Regions from separate parts of the Homo sapiens genome. Here region 2 is linked to region 1. Evidence: chromatin loops called from intact Hi-C (ENCODE). Cell type or tissue: Calu3. All regions are shown on one strand. Each heading gives the region's core, and the rest is flanking DNA. Links, peaks and the distances in the headings are about the cores only. Region 1 overlaps RSRC1 (arginine and serine rich coiled-coil 1). Region 2 overlaps RSRC1 (arginine and serine rich coiled-coil 1).

What was found. Peaks named below come from ENCODE experiments on the same cell type or tissue, not always from the same donor. Only the 100,000 strongest peaks of a DNase experiment are listed, where the experiment ranks them.
Region 2: a loop joins it to region 1, with 2.0 times the contacts of the local background. A loop is called at or near these places in 3 of 110 quality-filtered maps.

Annotation. Positions count from the first base shown.
Region 1 is chr3:158,527,499-158,537,417 of GRCh38, forward strand. It overlaps RSRC1 (arginine and serine rich coiled-coil 1), which reads left to right. Exons shown (of 10, transcript NM_001271838.2): 8 at 9,594-9,700. It overlaps UC.134 (long non-coding RNA uc.134), which reads left to right. Exons shown (of 1, transcript NR_148407.1): 1 at 1-1,076. Among named protein-coding and RNA genes, the nearest start is that of UC.134, 5.8 kb to the left of the region's middle. In Calu3, for the core only: a CTCF peak has its summit at 4,832 (motif pointing left); DNase peaks (open chromatin) are centred at 4,043 and 4,813.
Region 2 is chr3:158,454,007-158,463,925 of GRCh38, forward strand. It overlaps RSRC1 (arginine and serine rich coiled-coil 1), which reads left to right. Exons shown (of 10, transcript NM_001271838.2): 7 at 6,929-6,997. Among named protein-coding and RNA genes, the nearest start is that of UC.134, 68 kb to the right of the region's middle. In Calu3, for the core only: no CTCF peak of the experiment used is centred there; a DNase peak (open chromatin) is centred at 4,705.

The DNA of each region.
Region 1 (9,919 bases), core at 873-8,872:
TTATTTCTGGAAACTCTTTTCATTTTACTACCATCCTCTAATAAACCAATACATCCACTTTGTAAAATATAAGACTCTGGAGTTATTATATGTGCTTATAAAAACACACCTTTAGATAAGTGGTTTTTCCAATCTTCTGATACTCCTCATTTCCTTCTCATTGATTTTCAAGTTTCAACACAATTTTTTAAAAATAAGGATTTAAACATGAGACAGTAAACCTGGGTAAAGAACTAAGGGGTTTTGAAATTCAAAGTTATTATTTCTGTTTTTAGTAGCTGTTCCACCCTTGCAAATATGTATAATAATTAGCCACAATTAATATTCCTCTTTTCCCTAATTCATTATAAAAAGTATAACTTCTATACAATAATGCATTACATTTTTATCATGAGAAATCATAACAATATCTTTATATTTGAACCTGAACTTCAATATGAATTTGTGAGATTTTTTATATTAATGTGTGTATTTTGTAATGTATGTGGTATGTGTATATATATGTTTATTTTAGACACATTTGACTACATTTATATATTCATAGAGATTTACATAGAGGCATTAAAAAAACAGGCATAGTCAGTCATGGATGTTCATTATATATAAAGGTTATTGGGGATGCAAAGATATAAAAGATAGAAGAACCTAGTAATTGCCTTTAAGATCAGAGCACAAAGCATTAGTTTGGATTTTACAAGGCCAGCCAGCAACAAAAGAGCAGTAATTTATGAGCTCAGCGTAAAAGAATAGCATAATTGCATTAAAAATTAATGCTAATGAACACTAAAATGGGGAAGGTGGTTATGATGAAAGTTTGTATTCATCTTTCCTGGTTTGAATGATGGCTAGTGGCTTGATTAATGGCTTAATTTCTATCAATTAGCGGGGAAAAATCTCCTGCGAGACAAGGGTAAATTGAGCATTGAATTACATATCTTGCTTTTGTGTGCTAAGAAAAAAGAGCTGCGTATCTCTGATATTAGCCACAGTGACAAATGTGGTGTGCCCTGCGATGTCTGCATTAGCTCTCCTGACAGGCGAGTTGTGTGTGGTTATGGGGTGTTTAGAGATGGCTGGCAGACAGCATTCACTGCAAGTTCCTTAGAAACATACAACTCTTCCATCTACAGAATTTTAATTAGAGTCGATAAGGATTCTAGAATTAAAATGGACAGCAAACAGCAACTGCAGAATCTGTATTCTGACCTATTAATCTGGTATACATCAAATTATATTCCTTTTTCCTACCCTATTAAAATAAGAAAACTTCCAGTAGCTTTAGTTTTGTTGGGATTATGAATTCTTACCACTCTATTAAAGTGGATTTGACTATCAATGTTGATTACATTTGCAATAAGCATAAGGCAGTAGTCTATATTTTGGGACTATGTAGTGGTTGTTGGTTTAACCAAATTCATGGAAACCATTCTTGTTTTTTGTAACAATTGCTGAACAGTAAATAAAGAGCAGCTTAAAGTGACAATTTCCTACTTAGGTTGTTTGCAGGCTTAAGGGAAAAAAATGCTAGGTTTTTAGAAACTTTTTAAATTCATTTACAAAGGTTTTCTAGATGTGATATATATATATATCCCTTTAAAAATTTCAAATGTGAAAGATTCTGAAAATGCACATCTGTAATCTAGTTCAAGATAATGCCAGAAGAGTAAGATATTATATAAAATATATATATTTTATGTATATATGTATGTGTGTGTGTATATATATATATATATATATCCTACAAATAAAGCTACACTGTATTTTACTGAATGAGTAAGCATTAAAATGCAGAATAAGGACAATATCAAGAATATTTATTACTTATTATAAATGGATGGAGTGGGGAAAAAATAAATTGTTGCTTGGCAGGAGTGGGTAAAGAATTCATTTGACTGGAAGATGACTAGTCACAATTCAGGGGTTGAATCCCAGTTGTACCACCAACTAGCCATGTGGCTGTCACCAAGTTATTTATTAGCCTCAGTTTCTCATCTTTACAATGAGGGTAACAGTATTATTCCTCATGGTCATGATATTTAAATGAGGTAATCCATGTGAAGTGCTCAGCGCAGAGTGCCTTAAATTTCTATTGCTGTTACTATTACTTACTTCTGCTACCAGAACAGCTCATCTGGCCTTCTAAACAATGACTTAAATGAAAAATTCATTTCTATGACTTTCCCCACTGGAAAGGTATTACATATATCGATGATGAAAACAAAAATTTCCGTGGACATATATACACCAGAACAAAATATGTTTGCTTTAAAACATGGTTTCTACCGCCTAACTGTCATTTTGGGTAGTTTGTGTTATAAGACATCCATTAGGAAGTGACAAGATCTCCCATCTCTTTAGTCACTGAAGCCTGGGTAACCATATGTCAGCAAAATACCACTTTCCTATTCAACCCAGAGCATTCAGTGAATCATGGTAGACTCCAGTGCCTTGGTGGGTGGTAAAATTCAGCTGGGCCTTTTGTGCCTTCTCATAGATGTGCACAGGCCTGTCCTCCACTGCTTCCACTCCTTCTCTCCTCCTCCTATCATTTCCACATCCTGGCACACCACAGGTTTACCAGAAGATGTATGAGCTAAAGCCATTTTCTACTTGCCTGAACTCAAGAATATTGCCAGCTTATTATAAACCATACTGTCAGAAATATACAGATTTATATAAGAATTGTTTAGCCAACTTCCGTGTCTTTAGTACTGTTACTAAATTAGCACTTTTGTTTATGCTGTGCTTCCTGTATCTGCTACCATTTCTTAAGTGCTTTTAATGCTTCCCTATCGCTGTGTGGAGCACAGGTTATCATCTCCCAGATTTTTGTGGCTTGCTTTTTCACATCATTTTTGCCTTCTGAAATACCACCATGTCAGAGAGTTCTTCTCTGGTTACCCCATCTGAAATAGTTTCCTTTCCTCCTTTCTAGCCCTCTAGCCTGCTCTATTTTCCTTGATATTATATTATTTACTTGTTTATTATTTGTCTCCCTCATTAAAACATAAGCTCATGAAGGAAGAAACTCTCATTCATTTCCAAGTCCTACTATGTGGAACAATGCCTGGTACATTGAATGTGCTCACTTATTTGAAAAGAGAGGGATGGAGGGAGGGAGGGAAGATGTGGGGGGGAAATCTCTCAACCACCCTATGATGTTTAGGCTATTACTATCTCCATGCCATAGATGAGAAAATGGAGACCAACACTCTTGAACCACTTGCCCAAAGCCACACAGCTGGTACATAGCAGAGACAGGGTTTAACCCAGATAGCCCAAACCCAGAGCCCTTAAAACTCACCACTGAGGGTGCAGCGCACCAGCATGGCACGTGTATACATATGTAACTAACCTGCACAATGTGCACATGTACCCTAAAACTTAGAGTATAATAAAAAAAAAAATAATAAATAAAAAAAAAAAGAAACTTAAAAAAAAAAAAAAAACTCACCACTGAAAGACATTTAATTTTTTAAGTTACAAAAACTTTTTATAATTTGACATTTTCTTCCATGAAGTTTTATTTTTTAATGGTAACTTTACTGCCCTTTAAATTTCAGTTATTCAACAAATGTTTATTGACTGCTTACTAGATAATAAAGCACACTCCACTAAGTTCTGGAGGTGACACAAAGAGGTATGTCCCCTCTAGCTGGGGAGAAGAAGCTTTCACTCAAGAAGAGATTTGCAAGGCAGCATATGCTAAAAGCCAAATGAATTATGCAAGAGGCCCTTTTACTCACAGGTGGCAAGGTGTGGCATCATCACAAAGTGGACATCAGGCATGGCCTTAAATGACAGGGAGGATTAAGAGAAGGTGAGAGCATTCCAGGTGAGAAGAGTTGAATGAGACATTTAGTGTGGATTTTGTTTTTAATAAAGCTTAGCCTGATGCCCAGTTCACTTTCACTTATTGAAATATTTAACAAATTCTTCTTCATTGATACAGTCACATTAACATTATTCCTATTACTTAATCTGATATAGTAAGCAGTTTAAGGTGAGTTTGTCTTGGATCCCGTCCAAAGTGGAGTTCCTTTCAGACACTTCAGGAGCCTCGTCCGCATATGTAACATGGTCCTGTAGCATAAGCTTCCCAGAAGACTAATAGAAAAGCCCTATTCCACTTAAGGAGTTTTCTCATCTTTTAAATTATTTGTGTATATCAGTTCTGGAAATTTGTTCTCGGTGATATTGGTCTCGAACAACCTCAAAATGTTGGAGTTGGATAGATTTATAATGCTTGCCTTGTATGTGTTTTAAAAGAAACATTTAAAATGTACTGTTTTGAAAGGGAAAACAATTGGATGTGCTCACTTATTTGAAACCTGTGTTCATGAGAAATTTAAAACTTTAGAATTCCAATTAAGCTTTATGAGATGTTTTGTCCACAAATTTTATTGAATAGCCAGCTTTACCATACAAACATATTGTTGTTTGCTTTTTTGTTGTTCTTGTAAAGCACTTAAAAATACTTTACATTTCAAAGTTTTTTATTATCTGTCTTGTAACATAAGAAGGAATTTTTTTAATGTTTTTATTGTTGACTATAATTTGAGCTAATTTAATATGAAAATAAGATAATCTTTTGTATTATTTATGTATTTGTAGCAATATTATTAGTATATATTTTTTTCCTGGAATAGTAACATAAGTAACTCAGTAACTGTGGGGCCAACTGACCCAAATTTTTTGTAACATAAAATGCATCTTTGGGAAAATTCATAAAATATTAGTATTTAAAAGGAGTCAGTTGAAGTTGCTGGTTGTTACTTGTCATGATCACATCTGGGGCAATAGTGCCATCTTCAGTTCTCAGCCTGGCATTGTTATTAGAGGAGATTGGTTTATGTTTGTAATCTACAAATGCAGTATGAAAAGACTAAAATTTTCTTTTCAAATGAAAGATTGATATGGACCTTGTCATCTTTATTTACTAGTTTTAAAATTTGTATAACATTTGGTATTTTAAAAGAAAACTCTGTGTTATAAAATGTGAAATTGTCAAATATAACTTGAAGAAGCAGGAGAGCCTAATTTTTATACTATAAACATCAACAGTAACTAATACAATTTTTTAAAAATTTTTCATCACAAAAGGAAAGTGATTTTCTATACTTTGAGTTAAGTATTGATTATTGTGGTCTGTAATGACTTGGCTTTCTGAGTCTATTATTTTTTATTTTACTATGAAGTATATATCCCTTCCATTAACATCTAGCAGAAAACATTTTATTTACAAATAATATGTTTATTAAAAAATCATCAAGTACTAATGGTGTGTTTCCTTCATGTTTACCATGTAAATGTTTTAAAACATCCCATATTAATTCTCCCAGTAACTTTGTTACTTGTCTTTAATTTTACTTCATGGCTAATGAATACAAGATACTGTGTGTGTTGGGCATTTATGCAGCACATATAAACCATAACTCATTTTAAATCACATTTTCCCAATCTTAAAATTGGCACAAAATTGTTAAATGACAAATTGACATGAAAAACTTAAGAAACTGAATTTAAAACAACGTAATATATATTATTGATATGTTTTATTCTGCTTCCCAAAGTGACAGGGTTATACTCAAGACATACATTTGTGGTCACTGACATGAGAATTTTGAGTAAGAAGCAATTTAAAACATTTTTATGTCTATTTTCATACAATAGAGCTGAGGTACTGTAAAGCTGAAAATGTAAATCTCCTGTGAATCTTTCAAATTTTAATTTAACATGCGTTTACAACCAGTAAAATGATTCCCACATTGAAACAAAAAAGCTATGTTGGTGTATTTTCATATTGTGAGTAAGGCAAACTGGCTTTCTCCTATCTGCTCTGTCACTTTGTTAGTTCTGAAGTGATCTTTAAAGAAACACAAAGATAATGATGTTTTTCTGTAATCTTTCTCCTTCTTTCCTTTATAATTTTTCCAATGCTATTTTGTTAAGCATTGGTTTTGGCAAGCCTCTATGATAACACTTTTATTTGTATTAGGAGCTGGTTGTATGTCCAAATTTAAAGCTACAAACACTGCAAGCTTTAGACATCAAGTACTGTTTGTGAGGTCACCTCTGACATTTAATACTAATGATTTCCTTTACAACTCCAAATAGAGAATATGTTTAGAGAAAAAATTCAAGTGGTCCAACATTTCATTCATATGAGACATCATCCTGAAGTCAGAAATAATGTCTTTTGGTTGGGAATTAGTGACTGTGAAATAATTCTAGTGAAATTAACTAAGACCTATACAGACAAATGTAGTTTTCATATTGACATTGAAGTTGGATTACACAGACTAGTACCCATTATGACTTTCCTTTGCCATATTAACATTATTATATATGTAATTAATAAAAAATTTATCTACTTGTATGGGATGTGTTAATATTAATAAATTAGCTGGGCAAAGAATCTTCTCTCATTTCACATGCTCAATTAGTACATTGCATAATTAAAATCTAGAGGAGCTTTCATTGTATAAAGCATGTGGGACTATTTACTCTTACATGGCACTCTGACAGTGCTTGGTTTTATTATGTGGGAAGATATATTCTTCCAAAGGTGGGAGTATTGGCTGTGGTGGCTGCTACTTGCAAGCATTTCATTCTCATCTGATTATTTCTCACAAGAGAAAAGACTGGTTTCAGCTGTCAGGGACACATCTTCATAAGAGCCATCTTTCCCACAAATAGACTAGAACTTGCACAAGACTATAATCATTATAAATTGTGATTGGTCAAAAATTGAGACAAAGATTTTTTCAGATAACATTTTTGTTGAATGTATGAAACCAAATTTCCTTTAATACTCTTTATATTTATCTCTGTAACAACATTAAACCTTTCAAGGATAAAGCTGCTATAAAAATTAGTTTGCTGCAAAAAACTCCACCTTCGTGTCAAACCACTTATTACTATTGTTAAGTAAATGTGACTATTATCCATGAACCCTAAATCCCAAAATTTTTAAGTGCCTTAGCTGAGTATACAATCAATCCTAATTCAACTATGTCTTCATATCAGCTTAAAATGAATTTAAACAGCAAGGGTGTAAGTCATTATGTTACATTTTTTCTGCCCAGCTAGCATGTGAAAAAACTGAAATATAAAAATATGAAAATACAAAAATACGAAATTACACATGCACGTGGCTATTTATTAAAGCTGTAACTGTGAAAGCAGAAGACTAGAAACAACTAACCATCCATAGGCCATTCGTGGAAAAACCTATCATCAAACTATAAAATAGAATGCTATGCAATTATAAAATAGAATGCAGAACTCTCTTAGCTGCTATGGAGTGAGAGTGAAGAAATATTAAGTGAAAAAGGTAAGATACATAGTAGTATGTAGTATGCTAATTTTATGTAAGCAAGAAAAGAATATACTTATATTCTCAAAAATAAACAATGGAGGGGTAAACACAAACTTAGTAAAAATGGTTACCTCTAGATTGGAGTAAGAACTAGGGACATTCTAGACTTGTGAATGATGTTTTAAATTTTGACCTTAGAATCATGTAAATATTTTTTGCAACTAAAAAATGAATATTAATCACAAAGTAAGACCTAAAATATTTTTTCAATTAACTGAAACAAATAAACCTAATTGTATATCAAATTGATAGCATAATTATGCAGAGAATTATTTCATGACTTTAGAGCGTAGTATTTTAGCATTTCAGCAGTAGAATAAATCTTAAGGTCAAAGACCATAACAAAATTTTAAACTGTGTTAATACATCTTGTTATTAATAGTAATGTTTGTCCTGTTATTTTGAAAGTAATACATATACATATTAAGAAAAACAAATACACTTGGTCATATCATTAGAGCCTAAGATTTTTAGAGTAAGAAAAAAGATGTACAAATATAAAATAAAAGACTTTCAAAATCCTAAAATCTTTAATTTGATTGGTAGTATCAGCATGAACTCATATTAACTGTTTCCTTCTAAAAGTATGTACTTCATATCTCACGTACTGAAGAGGTTCAGAAGCATTGACAATTCAGTAACAATACCCCTAGTACCCAGATTGTTGTCTATAAATATTATTCTCCATTATAAAGAGCCTGGATTCTTTGGAGAAATGGCTAATTTCAGGTCTGGGACAGAAACTGTTCAAGATGATCCTACAACTATTATTAAGCCATAACTACTGGGGATTATATTGAAAGGATATAGGAATCAACTTCAAGAGGATCCTACTACCCAAAAATGAAGCAATTGAAGCATCAAAATAAGAAAATGACTACCATGGACTAAAGTACATTAAATAAACAAATATTCATGAACTCATAATGATCATCTTTGGTCACCTTTGGACCAAAATTGATAAATAAAGAGAAAGAATCAAACATTTATTGGGACTTTTCTATATAGGCTGTATTTCACAGTCACTGAATAGTTAATGAGGAAATGTTCATTATAGAAAAATCACAGCTGATAAATGTGGGAAGAATGATAGAGTATCACCATTTTACAACCTCTGATGAAATAATGGCTCAAAGCAACAAACAATGTTGCTAATTTGCTAAGTGAGAGATTAATGGAGAACTTTCTAAGGGGTCAGACTGACTCACCTTGTCCCCAATGATCAATCTTAACCACTAAAAGTAGGAAACGTGCATCCTGATATGATGTAGTAGGAATGACACAGCGTCACCTATGACATACTCTTCACCAAAAGAAATTGAACCTTAATGTAATTAAACCTATAGGTTTCACTAGTGGTTTACACAAAACATGGGAAATAGAGGAACATGTTAAAGAATATCATTAGAATAAAATCAGCCAGATCCAGAATCTAGAAACTTTATAAGATACATGATTCAGATTCTTCAGTAAATAAATGGCAATGAAAGGGAAAGGCAGTGGACTGTAAGTGATAGAAAGAGACTTAAGGTACTTACCAACCCAGTGCAATGTGTGGACCTTGTTTGGTTCCTATTTCAAACCAACTATAAAAAGACTTTTTTACAATTAGTGAAAATTAAATATGGAATATTTATATATGTAATCAAATTAAGGAATTATTGATAATATTTTTAGTTGTGAAAATGATATTGTCAAGTTACTGTTTGTCTTATTTAAGTTCTTATCTGTTGGAGATGCCTACTAAAATATTTAGGGATAAAATGGTGTGATGCCTGGGATTTATTTTTAAATATATCAGATCCACCCAAAAAAATTGAGGTGGATTTAGATAGATAGATTAAATAAGAATAACAGAAAGTTAATGGTTATAGAAGCTGAGCATTGAGTACAGGTGGATTCACTGTGCCCTTATTCCTTTTATATGTATTTCCATGATAAAATGCTAAAGTTTAAGAAAAAGTCCTCCCACCAGATTAGCTGAGATCATTAAGGCAGTGCCTTCTTAGCAGTGTTTTAGGTTTTGAGTATAAGTCTTAGTTCATAGGAATGTTATATTTGTGGATCTCAGAACAAAAGAGTTTCTTGTTATAGCTTAATTTATAATGTCTTTTTATCCAATTAAATTTCTTCATAGAAAGAACATTGCTTAGGTGTAGTGTTATTAACATGCTTACACCAAAATACGCTGACATTATACCCTCTTTTTCAGACCAAGCCACCCTGGTAGAACAAGTAAAAAGAGTAAAAGAAATTGAAGCTATTGAAAGTGATTCTTTTGTTCAGCAGACATTCAGATCAAGTAAAGAAGTCAAAAAGGTAAGTTTTTATCCACCCATTATGAGTAAACCTTTGGATTCTACCTGAAGAGATGCTTTATTAATGGATTTTACTTAAATGTGTTTCTTCTAATAGATGAAGTGAAGCAAGAGAGTGTCAGCCATGTTGCTGAGAGAGAGAAAACAAATCAGGGAGACTCAGTCACTTTAATACAAGTTTAATTTGTATAAAAAATGCTATAAAATGTGTCAGATGTCA
Region 2 (9,919 bases), core at 531-8,530, 74 kb before region 1:
TCTTGAATGCTTTTTGGTATTTCTTGGTATTTCACAGTTTCACCACAATTTGCTTATGTGTATCTACTTTGCATTTTCTCAGGTTCTCTTTGCAACCTGAGAAACTGTGCCTTTCTAAAGTTCTGAGGAAATCTATTTATATTATGTCTTTGATTATATCTTCCCTCCATTCTTTCTTTTAATTAAGAACTTCTCTTTGATAGATGTTAGAACATATAGATCTTTCTTCTGTCCTAACTCTATGACCTTGAAAATTTTTTTTAACTTCTCTGTTTTTCAGTTTCCTCATCTGTAAAATGGGGGTAATAATTGTAACTATGTCATAGAATCATTTTGAGAATTCAGTGAAATATATACACATGTACAAACACTAAGGTACATAGTAAACATTCAATAAATGTTAACTTCAATAATGATAATATTGTCACTTAACTTTTTTTGTAAGCCTCTTTACATTCAGGGAAAATTCGTTGGTAAGATCTTCTAACACATTCATTTAGTCTTCAACTGTATTCATTCTGTTCATTTCATGTATGGAGTTCTCTTTTGATGGTCAAAATTTAGTTACCAAGATGCAATCAGTATCTTCCCACATCGCATTAAGGATGTTATTTACAGTGATAGTGATTCCAAAAACTTCTGTTTACCTTATTAACCAATTCCTCTACTTAATTGTTTTATGGTGTTATTGTTGTTTGTGTTGTTCTTGTTTGTTGTATCTCTTTCGTAAGATTGGTTTACCTCAACTGCCTGGTAATTCTAGGTTGGTTGTTCATCTTTATATTTGACAATCCCTGTAATCCTGTCATTTCAATTCATTGTGCCCTGTCTCCATTGATTGTGTCAGTAGCAAAATGTGTTGTTGGTACTGACATACTGGTAGGTTGTCATGACTTTTAGGGGTCAGTAATTACCTGCCCTTGCCTCACTGGCTCCAGCACCTCTTATACTCACCACATTTACCTGTTGTCAAACACTGCCTGCACCCCTACTTATCACATACAAGGGAGGTACCATTGTTTTGCTGCTTTAATAATAATTCAGTTTGATATTTGCCCCAAGGCTATCTCCTGTGCTTGGTATCCATTGACTCTAAAATTAGAACATTCCTAGAACTTTTTCCATGTTTGTATAGTCATCTGAACGTGATTGGGCTTTGATTTCCTCTAATCATTTTTCTATGCTTTTGTTCTCATCTGCTTTCTGTTTAAGAATTTCTCAACATTTGCAGTATATTCATGGTGATGCAGTATCAAAGACTGGGCTACATATAGAAAACAACTTTGGGATGAGGGTTGTTAAAGCCCTGTAAAGAGATTTTTCCCTGAAAATATTAATACAGCCTTTTCTGAAACGGCATGAGTCGGACACCCTGTCAGTATTTTCCAATTCTTGATTTGATGATTCACAGCCATAGGGTATATAAAATACTTCCCCAAATCATTTAAAATCTAACTTTAGCAAACAGCTACAATAATTGAAAAAGCCAATCCCCTATGGAATTTTAAAAATAAAATTGGTAAAGATGTGAATAAATTCTGGTGATATACTACCAGTGACACATCCTGAATCATGCCCTGATTAGCCCCTTGTCACCTCTGCAGCTGTTCTTCTGATCTCCATCATCCAAGTGAAACAGCCATGGAGGGATTCTTTTCTGAAAGGAGACTTCACTTTGGAAGGGGCAACATGGCCTGGTGCGGTGGCTTACGCCTGTAATCCCAGCACTTTGGGAGGCCGAGACAAGCGGATCACCTGAGGTCAGGAGTTCACGACCAGCCTGGCCAACATGGGGAAACCCCATCTCTACTGAAAATACAAAAATTAGCTGGGCATGGTGGTGCATGCCTGTAATCCCAGCTACTCGAGAGGCTGAGGCAGGAGAATCGCTTGAACCCAGGAAGCAGAGGTTGCAGTGAGCCAAGATCTTGACATTGCACTCCAGCCTGGGGGACAGAGCAAGACTCCATCTCAAAAAAAAAAAAAAAAAAAAAAAAAAAAAAAAAAAGGAGCAACACAATTTTTGTATTAATTTTCTAAATCCTTTTCGTTCATTCGTTTAGGAAACATTCCTTGAACACCTGCTGTATTAGGCAAAGTGGACATAACAAACAACCCCAAAACTTCATTGCCTTAAAATAATATACATGTGTTTTTTGCTCATGTCACAGTATAATGCAAGTCATGAGGAACGCACTTCTTGCAGAATTTAGAGACCAGATTCCTTTAACCTTGTGGTTTGCCCTTTTTGAGTCCTTGATTGAACCAGTAGATGGGGAAAGAGGGTGAGGATTACGTGAGGGTTTTTTTTTTTTTTTAATAGGCCAGCTGTGGAAACAGTATACACATCACTTAGGCTCACATTCCATTAGCCCAAACTCAGGTAAACAGCCACACTTAAGTGCCTGGGAGACTAGAAAATGTAGTCTGGCTAAAGATACATGAAGTAAACACTGACAATTTCTGTCACAACTACTATGCGCCCAGCTCTCAAGGAGACAAGTATATGTTCTTCAGTGAAGAGAATAAAGTGCTGTACATCCCATAAAGAGGGTATTAAAGTACCTATGGAAAAAAGAAGCAACAGTTTTATCCACTTGGGGACAAAGGTTGTTGATTGGGGAAGGCTTCACAGAAGAGAGTGATATTTGAAGTAAAACTTTCTGGTAGGATTTTTTCAGCAAGAAAGTGAGAATGGGCACCCCAGCAGTAACAAAGGTATAGCAATTCAAACAAAAGGTACTGTGGCCCAGCAAGGCTAGATTATATAGATCCTTGGAGTGAGAAAGGAGAAGTAGTAAGTGATGACATTGAAAGGTTACATTGAGATCAGGCTGTGAAGCACTTTTTTAAAATTTTTTTAAATTCATACATAATAGTTGTATGAAGGGTTTTAAATGGTATGTGAAGGATTTTAGGGGTGTGCGTGTGTGTGTACATGTGTGTATGCAGCAAGGCACCCTCAAGTATTTTTAGCAGACAGTGACATCATATTTGGATTTTAGAAAGGTACATTTATTTATTTAACAATTATTGAACATATCTGTGTCCTAAATACTGTGCTTACTGCTAAGGATACACAACACTAAACATGTTCCTCATTCTGGTGGTAATATGGAGGGTTCATTGGAAGTACTCGTATTAGAAGTACAGAGATCAAATAGGAGCTCCTTTCTTGTTCAAAGTAAAAAGAAATGAGGTCCCGAATGTGAGTATTGGCAATGAAATGGAAAGGAATGAATGGATTCTAGATATAATTTGTGGAGTTGGATCCAAAAGAACTGCTGGTTCCGGTACAATCAGCTGGTACTGCATAAGGATAAGAGTTGAAGGAAAATGTTGCAGAGGTTTTCAATCTGAGAGATTAGTTGGCTGGTGAAAATAGGACATACTAAGGGAAGAGCATCAGGTTTGAGAGATAGATTGTGAGTTCAACTGTGGATGTGATTTTGAAATATCTGTTTGGCAGTGTCCAGGAAGTAATTGGAAAAAAACAGTTCTGGTGATCAGGAGAGGGACCATAGATAGGTATGGCTATGATAGACATATGTGTTACAATTTAGACCTATATACAGCCCAAGAATAGAACGCCAAGAAGGCACAGGTGAGCAAAAGAAACAGCAGCCCAAAAAGGCTGACAAATAATTATCAGAATTAGGAGAGCATTTCCAGAAAGATGTGGTTGGTTCACTGTTTTTTTGTTTTTCGTTTTTTGTGTTTTGTGTTTTTTTTTGTTTTTTTTTTTTGTTTGTTTTTTAATATATATATGGGATAAAACTGAGTAACCTAAATTTGGCTCTTACAGACTTTGGGAGGACCACTGAAAATGCTATGGGGGCAAAAGCTGGTGGGAACAAGAAAAGGCAGTAGCTTGGTTAAAAGAAGAGTAAATGTTTTACAGGATTTGTGAGACTTTAATATATTTATAGTCTGAGGGTAGGGAAGAGAGTTTGAACCTTAAGCAAACAGAATCCTGAAGGGTATGAAAAGGAATATGTTCTAAAGTGCAAATGGGTGGGTTTACTTTCCAAAACAAGCCAAAGAAGGATTGATGAACGTAAAAGTTTGGAGTCACATGGCAGTGAGTCTGAGAAAATATAAGGGAGTGTGGGGAGTTGGTATGGGGTTATTGCCATTTGTAGTAAAGACAGCATAGTAAGTTGTAGGAAATGAAAATGGACACTAACTATGGATGCTGACTAAGGAGGAGCAATATAAAAACATCCATGTTAATTTCTAAAATATTGGTTTTTGGTAGAGTCAATAAATAGCATGTATACACTGTTTCATAGGGAGCCTCTGCAGCAAAAATAGAAAAAAATGGTCAAATGTGTTATAGGTTGTTACAAAATTAATTACAGTTTTTGCTATTTTAATGGCAAAAACCATTAAAATAGCAAAAACTGCAATTACTAAAAATGGCAAAAACCGCAATTACTTTTGCACTAACTTAATAGCAACAGCTTAGCAAAACAACAGAGGAAGTAGGATGTCTATAAGCATGGAATAGAAATGACTTTCTTGGCGTCCAGGGTGGGTAGTGAAGGAAGCGAAGCCTAGAGGGGACAGTTAGCCGGGGAGAGTGGAAGAACCAAGGGACTGGAACTTGTGTACAAGATTAGTAAAAGATGTAATTACTTTGGTAAATGAAGTGCTTAATAGTAGATCTGGTATCCGAACAGGATCATGAATCATTAGAGCAGGTCTGACCACTTGTTCGTTATGCTCTTTGGTGTCAAATTTCATGGCACATCTAGTAAGATTCAGTATCCCTGTTTGTAAAATGGGATTGCCACCTTTTTGAGAATACAAAAATTTGCAGAATAAATTAAATCACATATGAATGCCATGAGTTCTTCCTTTATTCACACTTAAATCATAATATTATAAAGCAGTCAGAAAGACAAAAAGAACATTTTTTCCAGATTTCCTTAATAGTCAATGAGGAGTTTATCCTAAGGACTCAATTTAAGTAATTGTTCCCTTCAAGTGAACTCAGATTCTTTATGGAGGACATACTGATTGTTGGTAAAATTTTCAAGTGTGTGCTTTTAAGATTAATTATTATCTATACTATTTCAACATAATTCAAAAGATTTTCTATTTATGCACATGTACACACAGACATATATTTGGAGCTCTTGATTGACAGTTTGAAGCTCAATTACATAAAATATTTAACCACAGCACCAGAGCCATTTGCAGTTTAAAAAAAACATATAAAATAATATTCCTATGAATTGTCCATGTATAGCAACAAATCAGTAAGAAAGGATAAACTAGCATAGTGAAATAGATAAATCAGATTTAGGCAGGCTAGTTTATTGAATTTAAATTGTGCCCAGTTGGCCCAAGAGCTATATATAAGCAATCCATCTTACGTTGTTAATGGAGGTTCTTGAAATCCACCTGATGTTTGCATTATTAAATTTCAGTCTAATGAGCCCTGCTAATACATATTGAAGATGGTTGTAAGGAGTAGAATGTGAATCTGAGCGGGATAATTTGAAAGAAACATAAGCTGAGCATTTTACATGACTCAAGGGGTATATCTACAATTACACATATAACCAAAATTGAATTTAAATGGAATTTCTATTATCCTTGTCCTTCTACCAGGGAGAATAAAGTGTAAATGAAGTAAAAGTCTTTAGAGTTACTGGTGGTTTGTTTTTATTATCTAATTTAATAGATTCTTGCAATGATATGGAGTGGCATAAAAGTTTTAATATTTCATGACTTTAAATGCAGTCTAAGTATATATAAAAGCTTGTAAATGGAAACAGATGTCTGTGTAATTGGATATAGTACTTCATAACACCATTATATAAGTTTTATACTTTAAGAAAGTGTCAATATTAATGGTAAAGAAAAATCAAACTTTGAAGAAAAATAGTTTTGTGTGTGACATATATTTTATATAAATTTCCCCTTTAAGCCAGTCATTATACTTCTAAAGGATGTGTTGATTTTGCATAGGAAAAATATATGCAGCAAAAAATTGAAGAGTAAGAAGGTTTATTTTTTAAATCACAGTTTACATTGCTATTATTATTATAATAAAGGCTCATCCAAAGTTTAATGCTGGCACAGTTTGATTCTTTTTCTTTTGACAAGGCAATACTTTTTTAACTTAATATTTCATCAACTATAATGCTATTAGAGACTTATTTTCACTTAGTTCACTCATCAGGCAGTGAGACGGCAATAAAGGAGAATCGCTCCTTTGAGACATTAATGCTTTGGAATAAATGATGTGCTAGAACAGAAATTTAATTAATTTACAGAGTATATTGATAGTCCCTTGTTACTGTGCTGTATATTTTTAATCTTCCTCAACATCTGTAGTAAAGTGTTTGAAAACCCCTGCAGTTGAGCAACTAGTAGATAATTAAGTAATAAGGGAAGAGGTTTCTAGAGGGAAAGAGATTCTTTTAACCAAATGCTGTCATAACATGAATAAAGAACCACTACTATGATGTGCAATGAACAAAAAAGTATGCTACCTAATTTGATACTGTTCCATAGGTATTGCAAGCTTCTTACATTTAAAGTGCGAACTGTACCTTAAGAACTTTCCTCCAAAATTTAAAACAAATGCATTACACTGATACATCAGATGACTTTTAATGACAAACAACTTTTCCCAATTCATATGTCATCATTTAAATGTGTCTTGCTTAAATTCATTTTCCCTTTAGTACAGAGATTGTCTTGAATGAAGCTTCAAAAATTATAAATAAATATTCTGAATATTTATTCTGAATAAAGAATATAAAATATGTATTTCAGATGTTCAACTGCCTTGTTTCTTTCTTGTGATTACTTCGTGGAAAATAAGTAATGAATTTCTAGTCCCTTTAACCAATATTTTCACTTTGAATATAGGCATAAAATAAGTACAAAAATTGTATTGTTTTTGTTTCAGCAAAAGCTGATGAAGCATTGAAAGCCAAAGAAAGAAATGAGGAAGAAGCAAAGAGAAGAAAGGAGGAAGGTAAAGGCATGTGTTCATTTTTCTCTGAGAAATCACTATTTGGCTGTATTTCCTGAATAGACCGTAGAATATAATCTAATGCCTTAAGGGTTACTTCATGCTGTTTCATGAACCAAAACTATGACACAATAGCACACTATATTCATTGTCTTGGACACTAATGTTTGCTCTCATAAGATTAGTTTATAAGCATGCTATTATATATTCTGGGAAATTGGGAGGAGATAAGATTATATAGTAGTGCTGATGTTGGTTTGTTCCTTCTGACTTTTATAGTTAAAAAATTATCAAAATCAGTCACAGAAATAGATTGAACCTTATCCATAGATTTTGAAATATTTCAGTAGTGATGAAGAAAAGTCCTCTTGCCAATAAAACTTTTTTAAAGTTGAGAGAACATTGAAATTCAAAATGTCATAAATAGTCATATGAAATCCATGTCTTCATTTTTAAAGATATTCTTTTTAAAAAACAACATTTAGGCCATTCCCCCAAAATATTATCTAAACAAATCTAACACATTTTTATCTCCTCTAACAAATTTTTATTTTCCCCTTAATTTGCTATCTGTGATTTATGTGAGTGAAAATTTTGCCTTTTTTTCTTCACGGGGGATTATATACATATACTGTTCTAAATTACAGTGCTTAAAGCAAGATTCAGGCAAATCTTTCTCAGTGAGTTAAGTTGATGATCTGCTTAGAATGGCAATCATGTCACTTTATTGGCTAATTTCACAGGGTAGCTATTTCCTCTTGTGAGCTTTTGAGAAGTTGAAGTCTGATAATATGTGCCAGAATTTGGACTTTTGAGTGCTGTAGTCAAAATCTGAAAGTTGAAATTTTTGCCTTAGTAGGTACCTGTGTTTTATTGTAACAACCAGAAGATAATCTGAACTTCCCAGCAACTACATGGAAGCTGAGATTCAGTAAAACCCAAAGTATAATGGTTTAGAATGCTTAAAACCCATCAGAGCCATCCTCAAAACCAAGCGAAAAAAAAAAAAAAAACTGTAGATTTAAGTGGCAGATCCCTACAAATAAGTAGATTCAAACTAAATGTGGATGAATTTGTACACATATAGTATAGTGTTCTTACCTTACTTGACCCCCAAATATCCTGGCTTTATGCTCTTTTCCGGGATCAACTAATTTTATGGTATACTGAGAAAAAAATGAATTTCAGTAGCAAGATTCCTCAGTAGAATTACCTTCTTTTGGATCTCTTGGCATTGTTAATGAAAGCAAGCTATCTGATTTCAGTTATCCTTATAATGTGCCCATAGTACAAACAGACATAAGACTAAATGCAAATGTGTCTAAGCAAATTATAATTTTTAAGTACTGCTATGTTGTGTGGCATTCTGATCAATGTAACTAATTAATAACATAATGGCCCTTATAAAACTCTGTGGTACCGTAAATCACGTGTATAGTACTTATGACCAAGCAATACAGTGAAAATATGTTGTAGTGGTTATTAGCCTAATCCTATTAATTCAGATCTTAATTGGAATCTTAATCAGTTGAAAATGAATGGCAGTGAGAGTAATCACAGATATTGAAATTTCAAGGTGATTTGTTTTTATGAAAAAAATAATATGAATGCTTATCTTAGCAAAAGAAACTTTTTTAATACTTCAGAACTCCTCATTTACATGTTGACAGTTGATATTTCTACAGCTCTCTTGTTTTCATTAAATTAGCTCTAAGCATCTTTTAAGACATTTGCTTAAGAATTTCTTAAGTAACTATAGATACTTGAACATTATAATTCTTTGTAATTTTTAATTTAGACTTTTCACTAAATCACACTGACCTTATACGTAGTCTGCAATATACAGTACCTTTTTTCTTTCAGTTCCTGAGAATTGTTGAAAAAGCATATTCCTCCAATCATAGCTGTTTTAATTAGCATCTTTAAAAATCTAGCATTCTAACTAGAGTATAAACTACAGGATTACAGAGGACTTAATATCCACAATGCCTAACACATAGTAGAAACTCAGTTTCTTGAATTGTTGCATGATGAATGAATAAATCAATGACCAATTTCCCTTTATTCTTTTAAATTCATGCTAAGTAGCTTATTTTGAGCTTGCAACGGGATTCCAAATAATCTCATTGAAAGTATAACCCAACTTTGTTAAGGGCTTTTCTAAGACAGGCCGTAACTATTAAGCTATTGCTGTAATAATTTAGAGCATGCAAAATTAAACCAAAGAATGTCAAAATACTGTCAAAATTTGCTAAACTATTTGCTAGATTCTTTGTTGTTGTTTGCTTCCAAATTTTTTTTCTCTTGAGTTGTCTAGATACTTGAATGCTATCAAATTAACAGTTCCCTGAGAGTGATTAATGTATAAGCTACATTTATTTTATTTCATATAATTAGTCTAACTGCAAATTGAAACCTTAGATCAGTATGCATGTGTGTATATAGTTCTGTATCTGAAAGAATAAAAATCCTTTATTTTCAGTCTGTAAGCCACTAGTAATTCACTCTGTCACATCATTTATACAATTCATCTCTTAATTTCTCATCATGCTGATGTGCAATACAGAGTTGAAAGCATTGCGAAAATGTAGATAAATGTTGTCTACCCAGCTCCCTTTATCCACTCTCTGTTATCTCAGAAAAGCTATTGTATTAGCATAGCAAGATCTGTGCCATGCAAATTCATTCTATTATGCAGTCTTCCTTTGAGTGTTCTTAAATCAATAACATAATTATGTTTGCAAGTATTGCATCCAAAATAAAAGTCAGGCTGCACACCAAAACTGGTCCAGGATGACTACTTTGCCTTCCAGCCTTTAACCAATGGGGGCCCATTTAGAGTGCACTTCATGTCCTTATATAGTTCAGTTGATTTTTCCACTTAGTGAATATCGCTAGTACATTGGTGATAGGCGCTCACTCTTG